Regions from separate parts of the Homo sapiens genome. Here region 1 is linked to region 2. The links are chromatin loops, found by intact Hi-C in ENCODE. Cell type or tissue: endothelial cell of umbilical vein. All regions are shown on one strand. Links, peaks and the distances in the headings refer to the core of each region. The heading gives the core; the rest is flanking DNA.

Region 1 (10,277 bases), core at 4,044-6,543, 190 kb before region 2:
TGTAGTCCCAGTTATTCGAGAGGCTGAGGTGGGAGGATTGCTTGAGCCTGGAAAATTGAGGCTGCAGTGAGCTATGCACTCTAGTCTGGGTGACAGAGCGAGACCCTGTCTCAAAAGAAAAAAAAAATATGCCCTAAACATCTCATTTGGAAATATTTTTGCCAATTCTCCTAACATTCACACATGTTAAATTTCCTCCTTTAAAATAAACTGCTCCATTTTCTGTTTGTTCTGCAAGTTTATAAGTAACTTAGCAATGTGGGAGTGAGTGGGTGCCAGTGCTGAATCATGAGGACAGGAAGGGGTATAAAGAGTTCTCTATTAATGACTATGATTAATTAAATGAAGCAAAGATGAGCTTCTGGACTTGGGTGAGTGGCCCTAAATGATATGCCAGAGTCATCATAAGCTAACTGCAGCATGCTGGTTGCTACAGCAGGGTCAGCTAGACCGTGCAAGTGTCCCGAGCAGACGTTCCTATTAGTTTTCATTCAACTACATGTAAGTTTTAGACCTTAGCTGGCAGTAAAGAAGCTGTGATGATCAGTCAGTAACATTAAGTGAGCATGCACAGTGAGTACACAATAGTAAGCACTCTGGGGTGACATAAATCCCCACCTATAAAATAAGTTTGAACTGAATGAACTCTCTAAGATCCTTAAAGTCTGTTAAATATAAGATATGGTTCCTGTCAGGAGACAGGACTATCTTCACTTCGCAAAAATATTGTTATCTATTTCTGACACAATTAGGTGGGAACAAACTGAGGAAAACTGAAGACCTAAACCTAATTATAAGAGAAGAACAAGAGGACTAAGAGCTGACAATAGACTTTTCAATCCTATCAACAGGTCAGTTGAAGAACTATCTTCTTTAATAGATACGTGGGCTGTGGCAGCTATACTTCCCTTCATTCAAGATTTTGAGTTGTAGAAAAGAGATAATAAACTTGAAACATCACACAGTGTTTTATTCTGCCCAGGATTCCCTGACCTTTAGGGAACCACCCCCTTTCACTCCCAAACCAAGTGGTTTGATTAGGCTTGATTGCAATCTCCCAACTCCTAAGGATGGGCACCTGACCCAGGCCTGGCCAATCAAATGATACCCTTCCTGAGCACCATGACCAGCTCCAGGATGGACACATGGTCTGAAATAGGCAAGGGACAGACAATGGGATGGCTAACCCAATATATACCCTCAACCCTCTTTTCCTTATCTGACTTTATTATATAGAACAGAAAAGCTAAATACTCACTTTATTAGCCTGTTTTGCAGCTAGGAGGTCACATATGACACAGTTCTGGATGATGACATATGAGCAGGAGTTTGCTAAGCAGGCTTCTAGGAAAGCTTTTGCTTTCCCGATTAAGGGAACAGATACTGCTAATGCACCTTCTTTCCTCCATTTTCTTGCTTTGAATATCGATGTGATTTCTGGACAAGCTACAGTCATATGGTGACAAGTTACCATATAGTATGCAGGCAACATTCTAAAGATGGCAGGGCAGAAAATGAAAAAGCTGGATCCTTGACACAAGTAAGCTACTCTATCTGCTCCAGACTATGGAGGAAACCTCTTGATATGAGGAAAACATGTATCTTATTTCTTAAACCACTATAATTTTCTACTACTTATAGCCAAACACATTCCTAATAAAAAGTCTTTCAAAGATTTTTTCTGGAGCTATTTAGGAAGCTCTTTCCAGAAGGATTGTTATGGTAATAGAATGTAGGCCTGGACTGCTGGCTCCATCTTTGCAAACACTTGGGGAAATCCTGTTTGAAAATGAAGGCAGAACACAGGAAAGCGGAGCAGAGGAGAGTCAGATTCCTGGCATGGAAGATCATCTCACAACCTGAATTCCAACAGGGCCTGAAGTCAGCTGTAGCTCAAGATTTTTCAGTTATGAGCCTTTAAGAGTTCCCTTTTTCGCTTAAGCCAGTTTAAACTAAGTTTCACTGGAAAGAGTCTTGACTAAACATGCCACATAGAAGCATTTATATTAACCAACACAAATACATTAATTTGACACATTAATCTGTGACTTTAAGATGACAGTCAAATAGGTTCTCCTTCTGTATATGTATACAGTTGACCCTTGAACAACACAGGTTTGAATTGCATGGGTCCACTTATATGTGAATTTTTTTCAATAGAAATTATATTGAGTGTGCCTGCCTCTCCTTCCACCTCCTCCACCACTTTCGCCTCTGCCACCCCTCCTTTCTCTTCCTCCTCAGCCTACTCAATATGAAGACAATGAGGATGAAGACCTTTATGATGATCCACTTACAAACAGTCTATTTTCTCTTCCTTATAATTTTTCTTAATAACATTTTATTTTCTCTGGCTTACTTTAAGAATACAGTATATAATACATATAAACATACAAAATGTGTTAATCGACTTATACATGGATTTTCAACTGTAGGCAGGGGGTTAGGGGGGTGGAGTTGGCACCCCAGCCCCTGCATTGCTTAAGGGCCCATTGTATTTGTGTGTTTTTAAAAGTCTCATATTCTATTTATACAAATATATGTAAATAAATGAATATAAATATGTGAATATATATCCGGAAAGATATTCTCAAGTTAATCCAGACAAGACTAGGATTGGGGGTGGTAGTTGCAGATAACTAACTTGCTGTAAAATTTTAATTTTATTTTATATGTTCTCACAGATTACCTGCAGATATACAAATGAAATTTTAATAAGTCTGCTGTGAATATGTAAGTGCCAGGCAGTGTATACTAGCTAAGAACATAGATTTTAGAGTTAAAGAAACCTAATTTTAACATCTGGCTTATGACATTAGGCATGTTATTTAACTTCTGTTAATCTTCCATTTCCCATCTGTAAAAAGGAATAGTAATGGTACATTATAGTGTTATTGTGAGAATTTAATGAGCTAGTATATAAGAAGTGTTCAGCACATAGCAAAGTTCTAATTATTGTTAGAAATTATGAACAAAAATGATAATTTATGTCTAACTTTGAGTAATTACTTAAATGAAAACTACTTGAAAGAAGCTTAGTTTTTCTCAGTCCAAACTCAAAAACTTGTATTGAATTTTTAGAAGTATTCTTCATGAGTTTAAACACCATCAATCTAATATTCCTATATTAAGTAATTTAAAATAAATACAGTGAGATTGAACTTGCCCCAGTTAGACCCCCAAATGAAGACCTCCCAATTGGCCTAAGCAGCATCACTGAGGATTACTAGGAGTCTTTTCTAAAAGCCAGAGGCTCCTTCTGTGTGCACACATTTTTATTTCATGTAAAGTGTTATACAGTTCACTGTATTGTTTGTAAGCTTAAAAGAAATTCACCCCAAATTTTTCTATGGATTTTCGTAAAGATCCTTTATGTTAAGGCATAAAAAAAACTGAAGCTTATCAAATGCCTTTTCTGCATCAATTGAGATAAACATGATTTTTCTTGCTTAAGGTGTTAAAAATATTAATAGATTTTTCTGTTATAAAATATTAATAGATTTTCTGTAGGTGAACCACCCTTGCATTACTGGGATAAACCCCACTTGATCACAATGTATAATTTTTAGAAGTCACAAGCTTTATCTGCTATTTTAGAGTCATAACTTTAATGGTTAATATTTATTAAATGTTTAGTATGTGCCAGGCACTATTCTATGTTCTCCTTACATGCATTAGCTCTTTTCTCACTGTAACAATTTAATGAGGTAAAACCATTTTTAATCACCATTTTACAGATGAATGAACTGATATACACAGAGGTTAAATAATCTGCCTAAGTCACAAAGGGAGGTACTAGTAAAGCCAGGATTCATACTCAATCTGTCTGAAAACCGTATTGTACAACTCCCAGTTCACCATTCAAAACACGTGCAACATGGTGAAACTGAGATTGACACTACACTATTTTTTTTTTTTTTTGAGACGAAGTCTTGCTGTGTCGCCCAGGCTGGAGTGCAGTGGCGTGATCTCGGCTCACTGCAAGCTCTGCCTCCTGGGTTCATGCCATTCTCCTGCCGCCTCCCGAGTAGCTGGGACTACAGGCGCCTGCCACCACGCCTGGCTAAATTTTTTTTTTTTGTATTTTTTTAGTAGAGACGGGGTTTCACCATGTTAGCCAGGATGATCTCGATCTCCTGACCTCGTGATCCGCCTGCCTCCGCCTCCCAAAGTGCTGGGATTACAGGTGTGAGCCGCCGCGCCCGGCTGACACTACACTCTTAATCACTACAGTCCAGAGGTTATAAATTGAGTACATAACCTGTGCAGAGCACTAAGCTAAACCCTATACATTTTGCAGAAAAGTCATGATGTACCAAAACATAAGCTATATTGTATATTCCAAAGACCAAATTAATCTTTTAAAGTAAAAAAAAAAAAAAAAAATCCAGGTGGCTACATACCAAATATAATCGTGTGTAGGTGTCTTCCAACCTCAGCTGTAAATAGCTATAACATGAATGGCAATACCTTCAAGCAGCTGCTAATAGGCCAACAAGAGGCACACAGGATATGCATCATGTGGTTGGTGAGTGGGCAGGGAGTGGGAAGTGAAAAGGTAGAATCTGATTGGTGGCTTAAGTAAAGAGCTTCAAGAACCTGTTGACATCTCATGAGAGTAGCGATGATAAAGATCAACTAGCAAACATAGATCAAAAACTGAATTTCCATACTGGAGGAAAAGTGGAAGCAGGCAATATGCTAGGTTTATTTACATTCAATTATGTATTGTTGGTATAACTTTATACACATCTAGCTGGATTAGTGCTAAAAGACCATGAACATCTGCCTAAGGAGACCACTTCAAGCAGTGGATAAAAGCCGTTTAAAGACTTTAAAGTCTCTGCAAAGTGCATCTAGCCATTAAGCGGAAATGGCCTCCTAACTAGTTTTCACTCCACCAGTCTTCTCTTCAAAATCAAAATATGCCGACACCAAGACTGGAAAGGGCTGCCCCTAACTTTTACCACAGTGCTCCCTTAAGGTCATCACTAAACTCAGTGATAAGCAAAGGGATTACTGTTAAGAGGCCAATTAATAGCAAAATATATAAGAAATGATTTGTTTAGACATCTCAACCTATTTAACTAGTTAAATAATAGTGGAACTTTGGATTTTCCTTTCCTCTTCTTTTGCTTTACAAAATAATATATTTACCCTTTTTTTATTTCATGGAAAGTCTTAGGTTTTTACAACTAACAGATTTTTAAAATTTTCACAGAAAAAGTACTCAATTGCCAGGAATGCTCAGAGCAGTGCACAGTGACTTTTGGTGCAGTAGGTTACATTTTCCAGCCGTTCTATCTAGACAGCAGACAGGAAACTCCTCAGGAAACCTTGTTCTTCAGGCTGCTGTTTAGCAACTCTTTGACACAGATGATTAATTAACTAGCAACCATTAACAACAGTTAAAACTCCTCTAGAGACAGAAGGGTAGCATAAGGGTGTCTGATCTTCTTCACTCTTCATTATTGTTTACCTTGAACCAGGCAAGATTTACTAATTAATGAAGTCAGTGAAAGAGGACAATTATTTTGCTACTTCTAAGGACACATTTACCAAGAGGCATTAGTAAATTAGTTTTATGTTCCTGATGCTGGCCAATAAATGGAACATAATAGATCTTGTTAGTTCCTTCTATAATATAGAACTTTCCTCTAGGTTAAGACTTACTGTGCTCTTCTCAAGGTGTTAGGGCCTCATATTATTTTACAGTTCTAAACCAAATGCAACAGAAACATGTAACCATCAGAGGGCTATTTAACATACAAGCATACATCTCTATTTACTAGCCTGGGCTGGTTTTAGAAGAGAACACACTTTACCTCATTGCCCTTTATGCCTGTGACAACAAAAGCTCTGGAGTCACACTAGAATTACAAAGAGAGAACCGCAAAGGGAAGGTGAGGTCTTCCCTTTGCCACCTTCCCTTTGCAAATGTCTGGCTGACAGTTTGAGAGGAGGAGTGTCAAATTCACTCTGTCATTTGGTACCATCAATCAGATAATCTAAACGTCCAATTCAAAAGAAACCAAAACTCAGGAAAATTTGTTGCTGGGTCATCCTGTTCAAGTCTTATCTGTTCTGTTTTAATTTGTTGCTCCTAGGAAAAGTATTCCCCTTATTCACTCTTCACATCATTAAGCTGTTCTGTCCAAAGGAGATAAGGAAGTGCTTGTAAAAACTGTTGCTAAATCAACAGGTGGAGATAAAAAACCATTTTGTCTTTCTCAGCAGTGACTTGGCTAGTTGCAAGTAATACTGATGAGTGCAAATCTGGCAATCTATCTTCATACTTCTTTTCTAACAACGTTCACATCTGATTCTGTGTTAGTGGCAAGAGTGCAATAGCAACAGCTTCACAGTCCTGGCTGGAATAAGAAATACGAGGTATTTTGGCTCAGTATTTGGAAAGGACATCTTGATATACATGTAGTAGGTTATGGCATTGAGGTCAAAGCTCCATCTCCAGTAATTTTTCCCATAGACACCAATAAATCAGGAGACACAAAGCCAAGGGTCATCTATTAGCAAAGGAGCTACACAAACACGCACTTTCTCCTACGGCATTAGGAATGAGATTTTATTCAGTTTGACAAATATTGAACATTTTCTTACTTAGGACCTTGATGTTAAAAAAAAAAATCCTACAGATAATACATTTGCTTAAAAATCCTTAATAGATTACTCTATTGGAAGGGAAATCTTGCCCAAACAGATGGTTACCAGAAAAAGATTCCCCCCTCCTCTCACCTGTTTATGAGGACCCCTGAGTATATGTGCCTTAGCGCCTTCACAAGCTGTCCTCATTGCTTCCAGTGATGGTGTGCCCAACAGATCCGTGATCAAATCCAACTACAAGGAAATAAAATACAGATAGATAGTAATCTCATGGAAATAACTTTTCATTACTCTTAAATCATAGCCTTAGAGAAGTGGACCAAATCTGGGGGAAAAAACCTTAAGACAAGCTCTAGATTAACTGACAGGAGCCCCTACTTTCACTTTCTGGCCTATTAAAAAAGATTTCTAGGAATTTATAATAAATAAATTCCTCATGTAAAGGAATTTAAAATAAATAAATTCCTCATGTAAAGGAATTTAAAATAAATAAATTCCTCATGTAAAGGAATTTAAATAAATTCCTCATGTAAAGGAATTTAAATAAATTCCTCATGTAAAGGAATTTAAATAAATTCCTCATGTAAAGGAATTTAAATAAATTCCTCATGTAAAGGAATTTAAATAAATTCCTGTTATTATTCCTATTTATTATTTAAAAGTTCCTATCTATCCTATTCCTATTTAACATATTATTTATTATATATAGGATTATCCTATATATTCCATTCCTATTTATCCTATTTCTATTTATCCTATTCCTATTTATTCTATTATTTAGTTCCTATTTATCCTATTATTTAAAAGTTCCTACTTATTTATTTAAAAGTTCCTATTTATATGATAGAAATATAGAAAATATGTTTTGATAAGCATGACATTCTAAGGCTATAGCAATTTGGGAGTCTGCATGTCTGTCCTGTTTTCTTGATACCATAGCATCTAAGATCTTTGCAAAGTTGAACTCCTCTTCTGTTGATGCCTAATGACTATTCTTTCCAAACAGTTAATGAATGGATTCTGATGCTTCAAATGGATTCAGGCTCACCAAGGTGCTAATCCACAAATCAGACACCTGTGATTTAATAAATACTGAAAATATTCACACCTGAAATGAAAGCTAAGCTCTCCATGCTTGGGCCAGTACACATCCTTTACATTCTAGTCATGCTAGAAATCTCTTACGCTGGCAGAAAACTGTGACACTTAGAAAAATATGACACCACATAAGACCACATTTAGCTAGCTGGACACAATAAAAGAGACCAATAAAACAGTCTTCTTGCAAACAAGTCTTTGGGTAGCAAACTATCTTACCAATTTTCTGTAGTGTCACAATTGTTCTAACTTCATAACCTAATTAGCAATAACATTTCATTTGGATCCTTCCAGGATGGGAAATTCTTACCTAGAGAACACTTCTTTTCCTGGTTCTGGGCTTGCCGAATATAAAGCACTATTTTCTGCACTTATCTAAACCATGGGGTAGCCATCAGCATCAACACCCTACAGGTTAATGGAGATACTTGAGAAGCTTGCTTTCCACAGAAATAAAGATCTCTATACAAAGCTTTTTGGGAAAAGTGTGTAGGTGATACTTTTGGATCTCTAACAACCACACTAAAGGCAGAAGGAAATGACTAGCTTATAAAAACAAACTGAAACATTCAGAAAGTTGTCTAAAATGGGTCAGATCCATACATGAGAAACACTTTTATGATGTCTGCTAGTACCAGGGTAATTAAATCTCAAAGATACAGAGAAAATACAACAGGAAATAATGACTTCCATTAGAAGTTAGAGCCTTTTCCTATTTTAGATCTTCATTTCTCACCCCAACACACACCAACAATTAGACAGACATGAATTCTCCTGCAGTGGCTATGTCAGACTGCCAAACTGAAGATCTATGTATTTCTCTAGCAAAGGGATATCTGAACTCCAGTCCAGTTGCTTCACACTTTCCCTCACATATTTTTTGCAGCAGCAATTCAAGATTCTTGTTCCATATATAGGATTTGAATACTTCCTTATTATTTTTTACTTAAGCTTTTCTGTATGCAAGGTAGTAGTCACATCCATTTTATGACAGCTTATGTCCAGATATGATAGTCTTACAGGTTAAGTCTGTTAAACTTTACTTTCTGAAGAAATTGAAAAGTGAATATTGTCAAAAGTACCCAACATTAGATTAAGTATTATATGTACATAATTTTTTTAACACCAGAATCAATTTTTAAGATGTAAACTTTAAAAAAGACAGTTAAAACGTATAGCATAGAAAAATTTAAATGTTGATAAAAGCAGATATAGTTTCTAACATATTAGGTAAAAATTCTTTGTAGAAAAAGCATAAAAGAAATAATTCTGTCTGGTCAAGTGCATTAATTATTTACAAAGACACAGTAGTCAGTGTGATCTTTTAAAATGTCATCAATCAAATCTTAGTATTCCTTTGGTCAAAACCTTCATTTAAGTTTTCTATCACACTTAGAATAAAATCTTAAGGCTTTATCATGTCACCATGGCCAGGTTCTTTCTCACTTTCTGACCTCATTTCCTACAGCGTCTTCCATCACATACCTTCCCTCCAACATGCCATGCTTGTTCCTGCCTCAGGGGCTTTGTTATGGTGGTTGTCCCTCTTCTTGGAACATTTCTCCAGCATCTTACTGCCTTATTTTATGTGGGTGAAATGTTATATCCTCAGAGAATCCTTTAGTGCCTGCTCTGCTCTGCCACCATTGTCTGTCCCTAACCTGGCTACATTTTTCTTTATGGAACTTCCATTACTTGGAATCATATTTATTTGCATATTTATTTTTGTCTCATGTAAAAGTTTCACAAAGGTTAAGAACAATGCTGTCTTATTTACTGCTGTATCCCTAGAGTCCTGGCACACTACCACCATCGTAATTGCAAACATTTACAGAGTGCTTACTATGTGCCAGGCCCCGTTTTCAGCTTTCCTACTTCATTGTACAACAATCCTCAGAACAGTTTTAGGGGCCAAAAAAAAAAAAAAAAAAGAAGAAGAAGCAGCAAAAAAAAAGGAACACAGAGGTTAAGTAACTTACCCAAGATTTAACATAAGTGGTGCAGCTAGGATTTGAACCCACCAATCTGATTTCACAGCCTGAGCTCATAGTTACTACATTATTTTCATGCAAGCAAATTAATACAAAATACCCAGTAATTATGTCAATATGTGTATTAGTGAATAATTAGCTTTAAAGACAATTCAAGTAACATGAATGGCTTCTAAAGGATTCTCTGAGGAAATTATATTTTAATCATCTCCTGATGTTCTCTGCCATATTTAGATATTTTAGTCCAATAATAAAGGTTAGAAATTTTCCTAAATGTTCAGATTTCAAGAAATCAACACACTAAAAATTTATATTCTAAGCACAAAGTGTAAGTACATTAAGTCACCAATACATTTTCAAGTCAGAGCCATTCACTTAGAAGGAAGAGAGGCCTTCTAACAACTGAAGATTATACCTGTGCAAATTGTCATAGCAGAGCTCACAGCTATGCATCAGTGCATATAATAAAGTCAACTGGCCGGGTGCAGTGGCTCATGCCTGTAATCCCAGCACTTTGGGAGGCTGAGGCAGGTGGATCACCTGAGGTCAGGAGTTCGAGACCAGCCT
Region 2 (10,277 bases), core at 3,811-6,310:
CTGTGCCAGGCGCTGTGCTGGTACTTTGCATGCACCATTCCATACCCTCCTCACACTGATCCTTCCTTCCGGGCACCTTTGCCTTTGCTTTTATTGTCCAAGGCCAGCTTCTGTGCACTCTTCAGGTAGAAAATCAAAACCATCAGTGGTACTTAGATGAACACGTGACTCTACATGCCAAAGGCTCTGCGGGGTACAAGGAAGGAAGTGCTGTAGGAACCAGCCAAGGACAGCACCCCTGAAGCCTTGTTCCTTCCTGGAATTTCACGTGGCCCACTGACCCTTCACAGCCCTGAATGTGCACAGGCACGTGTGGAGCCAGCATCAGGGTGGGGCTTCAGGATGCCAGGAGCCCAGAAACCAGCGCAGGCACCCAGCTGTGGGAGGAACATTTGAAATATTGCTGTAGCCCTTGGGAGGACAAGACAGGGACACAGGGGCAGAGACAAGGATGGAGGGGGCGGTTGGAAGAGGTGGGTGCAGGCTTATGCCCTTGAAAAGGGAATTTGGGACAGTGAAGAACGAGGCCACATGTCCCTTTACCCCATCTCCCTCTATCTTCTTTCTTTTTTCCTTTCACTCTTCTCAGGCATCTCCTTCCGATAATCAGGCTGCATTTGCCGGCAGCCGGGGGGGGGGGGGGGTGCGGGGGGGAGGTGTGTGTGTGGAATTCACGGTCTTTTAGCTTGGACAGAGAATTAGAGGGGGCAGTGAACACAAATTGTCAGGAAGGCTAAGAAAAGAGTACGGAGGACATTGGATTAGCCTTGAATCTTTGAGCAGGCTACTTAGATGCTGCTAAGTCCCTTGGGGTCCTGATGTCTAAAATGGGGATAATAATTGATGTCTTGAACACCTCACTGGACTGAGGAGGAAGTGGAATAGACTCGATTTTGATTCAAGGGAATGTCTGAGTATATACTGGTTTTTCAGGGATGTGCCTGGGGAAATACGTATAAATGCATGTTTATATGTAAGTATGCGCACATTGCCCATTCCACATACACATGGTCAACTGAATGTATGTTTTTTTTGTCTTTTAGGAATTTAAAACCACCACATATAATAATAAGTACTTACTACTCATTAACCACTTACTCTATGCTAGACCCTATCTCAGCTCTGTACATATATTTCTTATTTAATTCCCTAAATCCTATGAGGTAGGTATTATTAGCCCCATTTTACAGAAGATAAAACTGAGGCACCAGATTAGGATGATCACTCAAAGCTATGGACCTAGTAAGTGTTAGAGCTGGAACTTGAAACAGGCCTGAATTTCCTAATCTTTTGTCTTAATTGCTATGTTGTTTCTAATAATCTGGGCTTTTCTTTACATCTATAGGCAAACATTTTTGGACTCAGACTCAGATACCATTGCCCCAAGGCGGACTCCCACTTTCTCATCTCCAAGTGGCTCTGATACAAAGTGATCTAATGCTTAAAATGAGAAAGGCTTTGAGGGTGTGCCGTGACTTTCATCTCTGCAGAGCCCCAGGATGTTTCTCCAGCCCCCTTCTCAATATGCAGGGAAGAGAAGCCTTAGACGGGCTTCAGGCTCAGGACAGCAGTGTCAGGGGCTCTGCGTAGGGGGTGTCCCTTCTAGAAAATGGCTCTGGGATGGCTGCTTGTGGACAGGATCCTGCTGCCTGTCTCTCTTTCCTGCCTAGTGAAAGCTCTGGGCCCCTGTGCCTTCTCCTTTACCTGCTTCTTTCTTCCTGAACTGGTGCCCTCTGTTTCTAATTACATGGAATTCTAGAGGGGTTCACTACAAGTCCAGCTTCCGTGCGAGCAAAAGACCCTTCTCCATTTTTGCCAGCAAGTTGGCAAGAGCTGTAGGGTAGGAGTGATGCGGTGGGCTCTAGAGCCATGGGTTCAAATCTTGGCCCTTGGCTATGTCACTCAATTTCTCAGGCCTTCCTTTTCCTCCTCCTTTTTTTTTTTTTTTTTTAAAGAAGGGGGCTATAACACCCATATTATAAGATTATTGCTGGTATTAAATTAATACATAGAAAGAACTTGGGACAGTGCTTTATTAAGTGCTCAGTAGCTCTCATTTTTACCCCATGTCAGATACTTCACTAGGTGCTGCATGGACACAATTCTCATTTAGATCTCACAACACCCCAGTTAAGTAGATGGAAATAAGATCTCCATTCTGCAGATGAGGAAACCAAGGCTAATGGAAGTTAGGGTCACATAGCAAGTAAGTAAGAGAGCTAGAATTCAACCAGGGCTGCCTGACTTCAAGGCTTATTCTCTTAATCTCTTTATCACACTTCAGGTCTCTCAAAGGCCTCCTTGTAAAGAAATTCCCACATATCTTTCTTATCTTTTTCTGGGACTTCCTAAATAAAACCCCTGGAGTCCAAGGGTAGCTGCAGCTATCTCAGGTCACATGATGAAAGGTGGGGGCAGTGTGGTGCTGGGTGACCTTGTGGTGAGCTGAACCCTATGATTGCCAGAGTCCGCCCCAACATGAATGCTGGGGACTAAACTGACTGGTAAGGAGTTCCCGTCCTCCTGGGGTGTCTGGCAGAATCAAGATGAGGTCTGAAGGGTCTTCAAGGAGTGAGAGCAGACAGGGTAAAAATAAACTTTCACATTAATCCATTATCCTAATGATCGTCCTAAAGATAAGCTTGATCAGATATGAGCATTGCTGAGATTGATTTGCCTAAAATAAGGATCTCATTTGCATTTTTCTGATTTTCCCCTACTTCATTTAGCCATATTAAAAGACAGCTGCAGCTCTCACCAAGGACAAACATTTGAAAGACATGGATATTGCCTACATGTATTTATGGTGCTTAGGATCCTCCCTACCCGCCTGTGTGTGCTATAATCTCTTTGATAGAGGAGAGGAGGGCAGATTCAGGAACCTCAAGGTGATAGCTCTGGCTTTCCTTTGATCACATTTTAAAACTTACATATTGGTAGAACCAAAGACTCTGCCTGGGTGGAAAGGATTGAAGAAGACCCCAATAATCTAGAGTCTAAATTAGAAAATTTAATTTCGCATATCTCTTTCATTAATTATTCATATCAGCCCTAAGAGATAGCTGGGGCAGGCATTTTTATTCCCATTTTACAGATGAGGAAACTGAGCTCCAGTGAGGTTAAGGTATACACCTTAGGCTATATGCCTTGCCAGTAGTGTCTAAGATCTCTTGACTCCGATGCCTGGGCCACAAACCTTCTGACTTCTAGGCCAGGGTTCTCTGCTAGTGGACCTAGATGCCTGGTAACAGCTCTGGGAAGAACCACTTGTCTCAGAGGGAAAGACTCGATCCTGGTCTTACAGGCAAGACCACACCTTTCATCAATTTGACCTCCAAAGGTTGTTTCATGGAGCAGACAAGGCCAGTGAAAATATCCATGAGCTGATGAGAAATGTTTGTGTGTGCTTCTTGGCAGAGCTGACCATGGACAATAAAAACCCATAAGGCCATTGCTGCTAAGCTTCAGAGAGATCCCACTGATCCTTTTGCTATCTTTGGCCTGAGGGCTAGTCAGGTGGACTACCTTTTGAGCGGGAAGAACTTGGAACGTGGGATCAGAGTCATGGATTGAGTCCTGGCTTTGCATTAATGTCAGCTGGTGTTTATAAAGGTGCCTTCTGTGAATAATTTATTATGTTATTTAATGTAGTACATTAGTATTTAAATACATTATTTAATACATTTATCTAGTACATTATTTCACTTAATACCACAGCACTCCTATGAGGTGATACTAATGTCATTGTCCCCATTCCATGGATAGGAAAAGAAATTCATAGACATAGAAGGTAAATAACTTACCCAAGCTACTCAGGCTTGTTCTCTGTAATTCCAAATCTTATTTTTTTTTTAATTTTAGCTGCTTCTTCTTCTTCTTCTTCCTCTTCTATTGAGATAGTCTTGCTCTGTTTAATTTTAGTTTCCTCCTCCTCCTCCTTCTGTCTCCTCCTTCTTCTTCTTCTTCCTCTTCTTCTTCTTCCTCTTGTTCTATTGAGACAGTCTCACTCTGCTTAATTTGTTCTTCTTCTTCTTTCTCTTCTTATTCTATTGAGATAGTCTCACTCTGTTTAATTTCCTCCTCCTCTTCCTCTTCCTCTTCCTCCCCTCCTCCTCCTCCTCCTCCTCCTCCTCCTTCTTCTCCTTCTCCTTCTCCTCCTTCTCCTTCTCCTTCTCCTTCTCCTTCTCCTTCTTCTTCTTCTTCTTCTTCCTCTTCCTCTTCTTCTCCTTCTCCTTCTCCTTCTCCTTCCTCTTCTTCTGAGACAGTCTCACTCTGTTGCCCAGGCAGGAGTGCAGTGATGTGATCTCTGCTCACTGCAACCTCCACCTCCTGGTTCAAGTGATTCTCCTGCCTCAGTTTCCCAAGTACCTGGGATTACAGGTGCATGCTGCTATGCCCAGCTAATTTTTGTATTTTTAGTAGAGATGGGGTTTTGCCATGTTGGCCAGGCTGGTCTCAAACTCCTGGCCTCAAGTGATCCGCCTGCCTCAGCCTCTCAAAGTGTTGGGATTACAGGCATGAGCAATTGCACCTGGCCTTTTTTGTTTGTTTGTTTAAGATAATATATTTACTTGGGTCCAAATTCAAAAGATACAAAAAATAAAACAGTAAAAAATCTCCTTCCTACTCTTGTCCCCCAGCCACTAGTCTACCCTCCTGGAGGCAAACAGTTTTAGCAGCTGCATGTTTTCTTCCAGAGATTTGTTATAAGTATATAAGCAAATAGGCAAGTATATTGTTCCTACTGTTTTTGTATGTGTGGATGTATAAATCCCTTTGAATTGAATTGAAGAGGCGTGGCTAAAGTTCTCCATATAAGACAATAGTATGATTTGATAATAATACAAAAGCAGTGTCTTTAGTTAAACATACTCTATTCTTTAAATTTTCTGACCTTTGCTCTTGTTTTTTCCTCAGTACAAAATGCTTGACTCCTAACTCACACTCCTCACCTGCCAAGCTCCTTGACACCCTTCAGGATGCGGCTCAGACGTCATCTCCTCTCCAGCAACATTCCTCAACCAGCCCCTCTCCCCCTTAAAGATGATTCATTTCCTCCTTTGTATTCCCACATTTTTCACATTATGTAATACTTATTTTTTAAACTAACTGTATTCCTAAAGATAGCCTGATAGGTCCCAGGAGGACATTCATTCATTCAACATACACACACGCACACATACACACACACATGCATGCACAATATATCTATATACATACATATACCATATATACGTAATGTATATATATATTATATACATTATATATACACACACACACTCTCTCTCTATATATACATATATATATACATATATACACATATATATACATATATACATACACATATATATACACACATATATATATACACACACATATATATACATATATATATATATATACACACACACACACATATATATATATACACTTGTTTGGTGAGGGTCTGCTCTTCTTTTTTTTTTTTTTTTTTTGAGACAGAGTCTCACTCTGTTGCCCAGCCTGGGGTGCAGTGGCGTGATCTTGGCTCATTGCAAACTCTGCCTCCCAGGTTCAAGTGGTTCTTCTGCCTCAGCCTCCTGGGTAGCTGGGACTACAGGCGCACACCACCACGACCGACTAATGTTTGTATTTTTAGTAGAGACAGAGTTTCACCATATTGGCTAGGCTGGTCTCGAACTCCTGACCTCGTGATCCGCCCACCTCAGCCTCCCAAAGTGCTGGATTACAGGCATGAGGCAACGTGCCCGGCCAGTCTTCTCTTTTTAGTTTTGGTGGCAGCATATTAAATACACCAGTCTGCACCTTGCTTTCTAAGAAGCTTTTATTGCAGGAAAATTTCACACATACACAAAAGTAGAAAAAACAGTGTGAACCCCCCATATAGCCATCAACCCACTTCAACAATGATCCACACTCGGCCAATCTTTTTGTATCTTCACTTCCTCTCCCTCTCCCCCTGATTATTTTAAATCAAATCCCAGGCATCATATAATTTCATCTATTAATTCTTCAGCATATATTTCTAAAAGAAAATTACCTGAGAAAAAACACAACCTCTACACATGTAAAAGAAAACAATAATTCTTTAATACCATAAGCTACCTAGTCAGCATTCAGATTTCCTTGATTTTTTTTCTCTCTCAACAAATGCTGTTTTGTTTGAATCAAAATTCAAGTAAGGTCCACACATTGCATTTGGTTACTTCCCTTGCTTTTTATCACGAACAACACTCTTAGAGATGATTTCCTACCAGAACATAAAGAACTACTTTATTCTTTTTCCCGTTGCAGAGTATTCTTTGTATGAATGTCCTAGAATTCATTTGACCAGCCTGTTGGTGGACGTGTAGGTCATTTTCAACCTTTTGCTATTGCAAACAATGCTGCATTGAATAACTTGTAAGCATGCCATTTTGCATACGTGGGAGTATATCTGCTAGTTGAATTCTTGGAAGCGGAATTTCTGGGTGAAAGGATATGTATGTTTGTAATTTCAAAGATTATTGCTAGATTGGCTTCTCAGAGGTTGTACCCATGGAACTGATAACTTCCACCAGCCATGTAGGTGAGACCCTTTTTTCCTGTACCCTCCTCAGAAGCACCATCCCATCTCTGGCTTCTGTCCATGCAATTCCCTTTCTCTAGAAGGTCCTGTCTCACCTTGTCTATCTGGTGAATGCTTATTCTTCAAGGCTCAGGTCAAAGGCCCCATCGTAGCATATATCCCACTGGGTACTCTTTATGACTCATCTCTCCTCCATTGCACAGTTAGGTCCTTGAGGGTGCAGACCAAGGCACACAGTAGGGGGCTTCCCTAAACTGGTCTAGAGAGGTGCTGAAGGACTGAGAGACTAGGGCATAATCTCTAGGTCTTGTTCCAGTGGGAGTTTAGGGACTTCTGCTCAATTTCCTTGGATGGAGCAAGCTGAGTCATGGGTGCATCACCCACTTTTGGAACCCTATGACCCCTAAGTATTGGAACCCAGAATAAAACCAAGTGCTACATTGCCCAGCCCCAGATGCCTGCAACAGATGGCATGGCATGGCTGAGGCTGGGGGTCTGATTATCCCAGACCTGTACCTCTGTGGATTCTGACCTTTCAAATTGTTTTCTATTTAATCTGGGCTGGAAGACCTTGCTTTTTGTTGTTTTAAAATCTTTGCTCTCTTCCTACGCCACAAATGAAACTGTCATCCTCCAAATTACTATGATCTGGAAGGGCAGGAGCAGAATTAGGCCCCACAAAAGCAAGTTAGGCGGGCAGGTGGGAGTAATCCTGTGTGCCCGAGGTGGGGGAGGGTGCAGCAGATGGCTCCCCAGGCAAGCCCTAAAAGCCAGGATTAAAAAGTAATTTTCAGCATGCTGAAAATGGGACTGCAGATTTGGGTCACTGCAATTAACTCTTTCTCGGCTGCAGGCAGGGACCTTGGAGCTGAGAAGAGTTATCCTGCCTAGGGGAGCTGCCAGGTGAAAACCCCCTTGGTTTCTCCTCCTTAGGCCTCAGGGAGAACAGCTCCTGGGTCTCTTCTTGAGAATGGAAGTCAGGTCTGCAGGGTATGCTTCTTTCTGGAGACTAGCTTCCTGCCTCCCCTCTGAATATGGCGTCTGTTGGAGGGAAATCCCCCCCAAGGCTGTGGGAGGCATTTCACCTCAAGGGATTTGATTGTTGTATCAGAGGCCTAAAGTGGCACCTCATTCTGTTATCAAAAGTACATCAGGCATTTGCCCCACAAAAGATTAGGTGCTTTTTTGCCAATTACTTCCTGTGCTAAAAAAAACTACTGTTTTTACCTCAAATACAGTTTTTCAGTATCTGTCCCTGTCCCCACTACCCCAACTGCCCAACAAGAATTCCTTTATCTCAAAAGCCAATGCATTAAATTATCTTCCTGGAGGAATGATTTTATTTTGCATTCTTGAACTGTGGTATTGCAGCCAACGGGTTTTCCCTTTTCTCTTTGGTTGCCAGGAAACTCGAAGCCTCAAATTCAAAAACTAAATCCATGACATCCATTAATGCATTTTATTTTTCCCCTTATCTTATTATTCTATTCTAATTCACACATTCCTTGGTCCTGATTTTATTTACCTGTTTATATTGTGCTATATTATCGAATGCATATCCTGTATATCAAATCCTTTGTGCAACTAGGTAGAGTATAAATAAGTAAATGCAGAAATAATTTCATACATAGATTAATTTGTTCATCTTTTAAAATAAGCATCTGTTAGGTGCTTAATACTGTGCTTGAGTGACTGATAAAATAAAATGCATTTAAACATTTATCACCTATTATGTATCAGGTATTATGCCTAGGACATTTTATGTCATCTATTTTAATTTATTTCCAACAATAATCTTATGATATAAATAATTACATGAGTTGGAATACATAAAGCATTTAGCCCAGTGCCTAGAAAGTACCAGATAAGTAGTAGCTAGTCTTATTAGGTATCATTATCTTCATTTTAAAAAGGGGAAACTGTGATTCTGAAAGGTTAAGTTATACCATTGCAAGAGTTTAATGAAAAAAAAAAGTACCAGGAGCATGGTAGATAGTAGGTGTGGCAGACATTTGTTGTCTTTTTGGCTACCCAGAATCCATTGTACCTTATTTCAGTAATAGTTTCTTTCTTTTTCTTTGTGAAACCTCTCCATACCGCATTTGTAGTTTGTGAGCTCTGGACCAGGCTTCATTTTCACTCCAGGGGGTGAGCAAGTGACTCAAGCGTGGCTGACCAGTGCTCTGGATTCCCCTAGCCACAGCCGTTGGTTCAGGGGTGCAACTCATGACCTAGATTGGTCCAAAGTGAAGCCTAGGATTTGTGTGAGTGTTTTGGGGGAAGAGACTGGTTTTCCTTACCAGTGGATGGGAGCTTGACAGTTGGTATATGCAGCACATGTATACACAACTGGAGATTAGGCAGCCACCTTTCTACCCTGAGTAGAAAGCCCACAATGGAGCCAACACCGAAAAAGTGGAGGCTAGAGATGGAGAGAGCAAAAATGGGTCCTGAGGACATTGCTCAGCCCCCTGGAAGTCTACAAGGTCTCAAGCCTCACCAGAAGCCTATAAGGTCTATTCCAGGATCATTTGATTGCTGAAACGATAAACTGTTTTTTTTTTTTTTTTGCTTAATCCTGTTTGAGTTGGGTTTCAGTCATTTACAAGTAAAACAAATCCTAACTTATAAAAGGCATTCATTATGTTACAAAATTTTTTTTTAGAGACAGGGTCTTGCTCTGTCACCCAGGCTGGAGTGCAGTGGTGCAGTCATGGCTCACTGTAACCTCAAACTCTTGGGCTCAAGGGATCCTCCTGCCTCAGCCTCCCAAGCAGCTGAGATTACAGGCACGTGCCACCATGCACAGCTAATTTTTTGTTTATTCTTTGTAGAGACAGGTCTTGCTATATTGCAGGACTTGTCTTGAACTCCTGGCCTCAGCAATCTGGAATTCAATCTGGGAGGCCAATCCTTGGCCTCGCAAAGCACTGTGATTACAGGTGTGAGCTACCACATCCTGGCCCTCAACGAATTTTTGCATCTTTCCTTTTCCATTTAATGGACTTGCCCAGTGGCATAGCTAGTAAGTGGCAGCATCAATATTTGAACACAGTTCTGGCTCAGGAGCCCATGCATATCATGTTCCCTGCCTATAGGAACTTGGACTCTAGTTAAGCTCCCAGACAGAGACAAATGAAACAGGTGGGTGATGAGTCAAGGCGATGACAGTGGGCCATTGGGCAAGTTACCAGCATAGTCCTTCTGGAGTGCCTTCACCCTGCACTCTCATCCCCAGAACCTTTGAAAGGTCTGGGAGAAGCACAGATGCAGATTCGCAGACATGCCAGCTGGCTCTGCATGTTTCTATGCACGGAGCTGATGCTTCCTCTGCTCATTTAAAGGAGAAAGCTTGCCCAGAGCAGAGGCTGAATGAAACAGACACATCCACACCACTGGACCCTGATTCACCATGTGACCTCTTTGGCTGAGTCATCTCCTCTCCTAAAATGAGCTTTCTCATCTGCAGAATGAAGGTGAAGCTTGACAAATGAGGTGCAAATGAGATCTCATAAATAGTTAGATCAGAAAGTTGCTGCTGGATAGCCCTACCTGAGCAACTGCAGGACTTGATCTCTCCTCTCCAGCATATCTGAGAGTCATCGAGTTTGTGAATAAGTCCAGTCCTACATCATCTCCACTGCTCTGGAAAGACCCTCTGCTCCTCCAACTCAAGGCCTTGTGTGGCCTGCACTGTCACCACTGACCA

The links. Peaks named below come from ENCODE experiments on the same cell type or tissue, not always from the same donor. Only the 100,000 strongest peaks of a DNase experiment are listed, where the experiment ranks them.
Region 1: a loop joins it to region 2, with 10 times the contacts of the local background. A loop is called at or near these places in 1 of 110 quality-filtered maps.

What each region holds. Positions count from the first base shown.
Region 1 is chr17:28,169,095-28,179,371 of GRCh38, reverse strand. It overlaps NLK (nemo like kinase), which reads right to left. Exons shown (of 11, transcript NM_016231.5): 7 at 6,754-6,855. Among named protein-coding and RNA genes, the nearest start is that of NLK, 130 kb to the right of the region's middle. In endothelial cell of umbilical vein, for the core only: no CTCF peak of the experiment used is centred there; DNase peaks (open chromatin) are centred at 5,421 and 6,001; H3K27ac peaks cover 2,080 bases.
Region 2 is chr17:27,974,998-27,985,274 of GRCh38, reverse strand. The region is part of intron 2 of LINC01992 (long intergenic non-protein coding RNA 1992); the gene reads left to right. Among named protein-coding and RNA genes, the nearest start is that of LINC01992, 12 kb to the left of the region's middle. RefSeq lists enhancers at 8,521-8,650, 9,878-10,172. In endothelial cell of umbilical vein, for the core only: no CTCF peak of the experiment used is centred there; DNase peaks (open chromatin) are centred at 4,984 and 6,214; H3K27ac peaks cover 2,155 bases.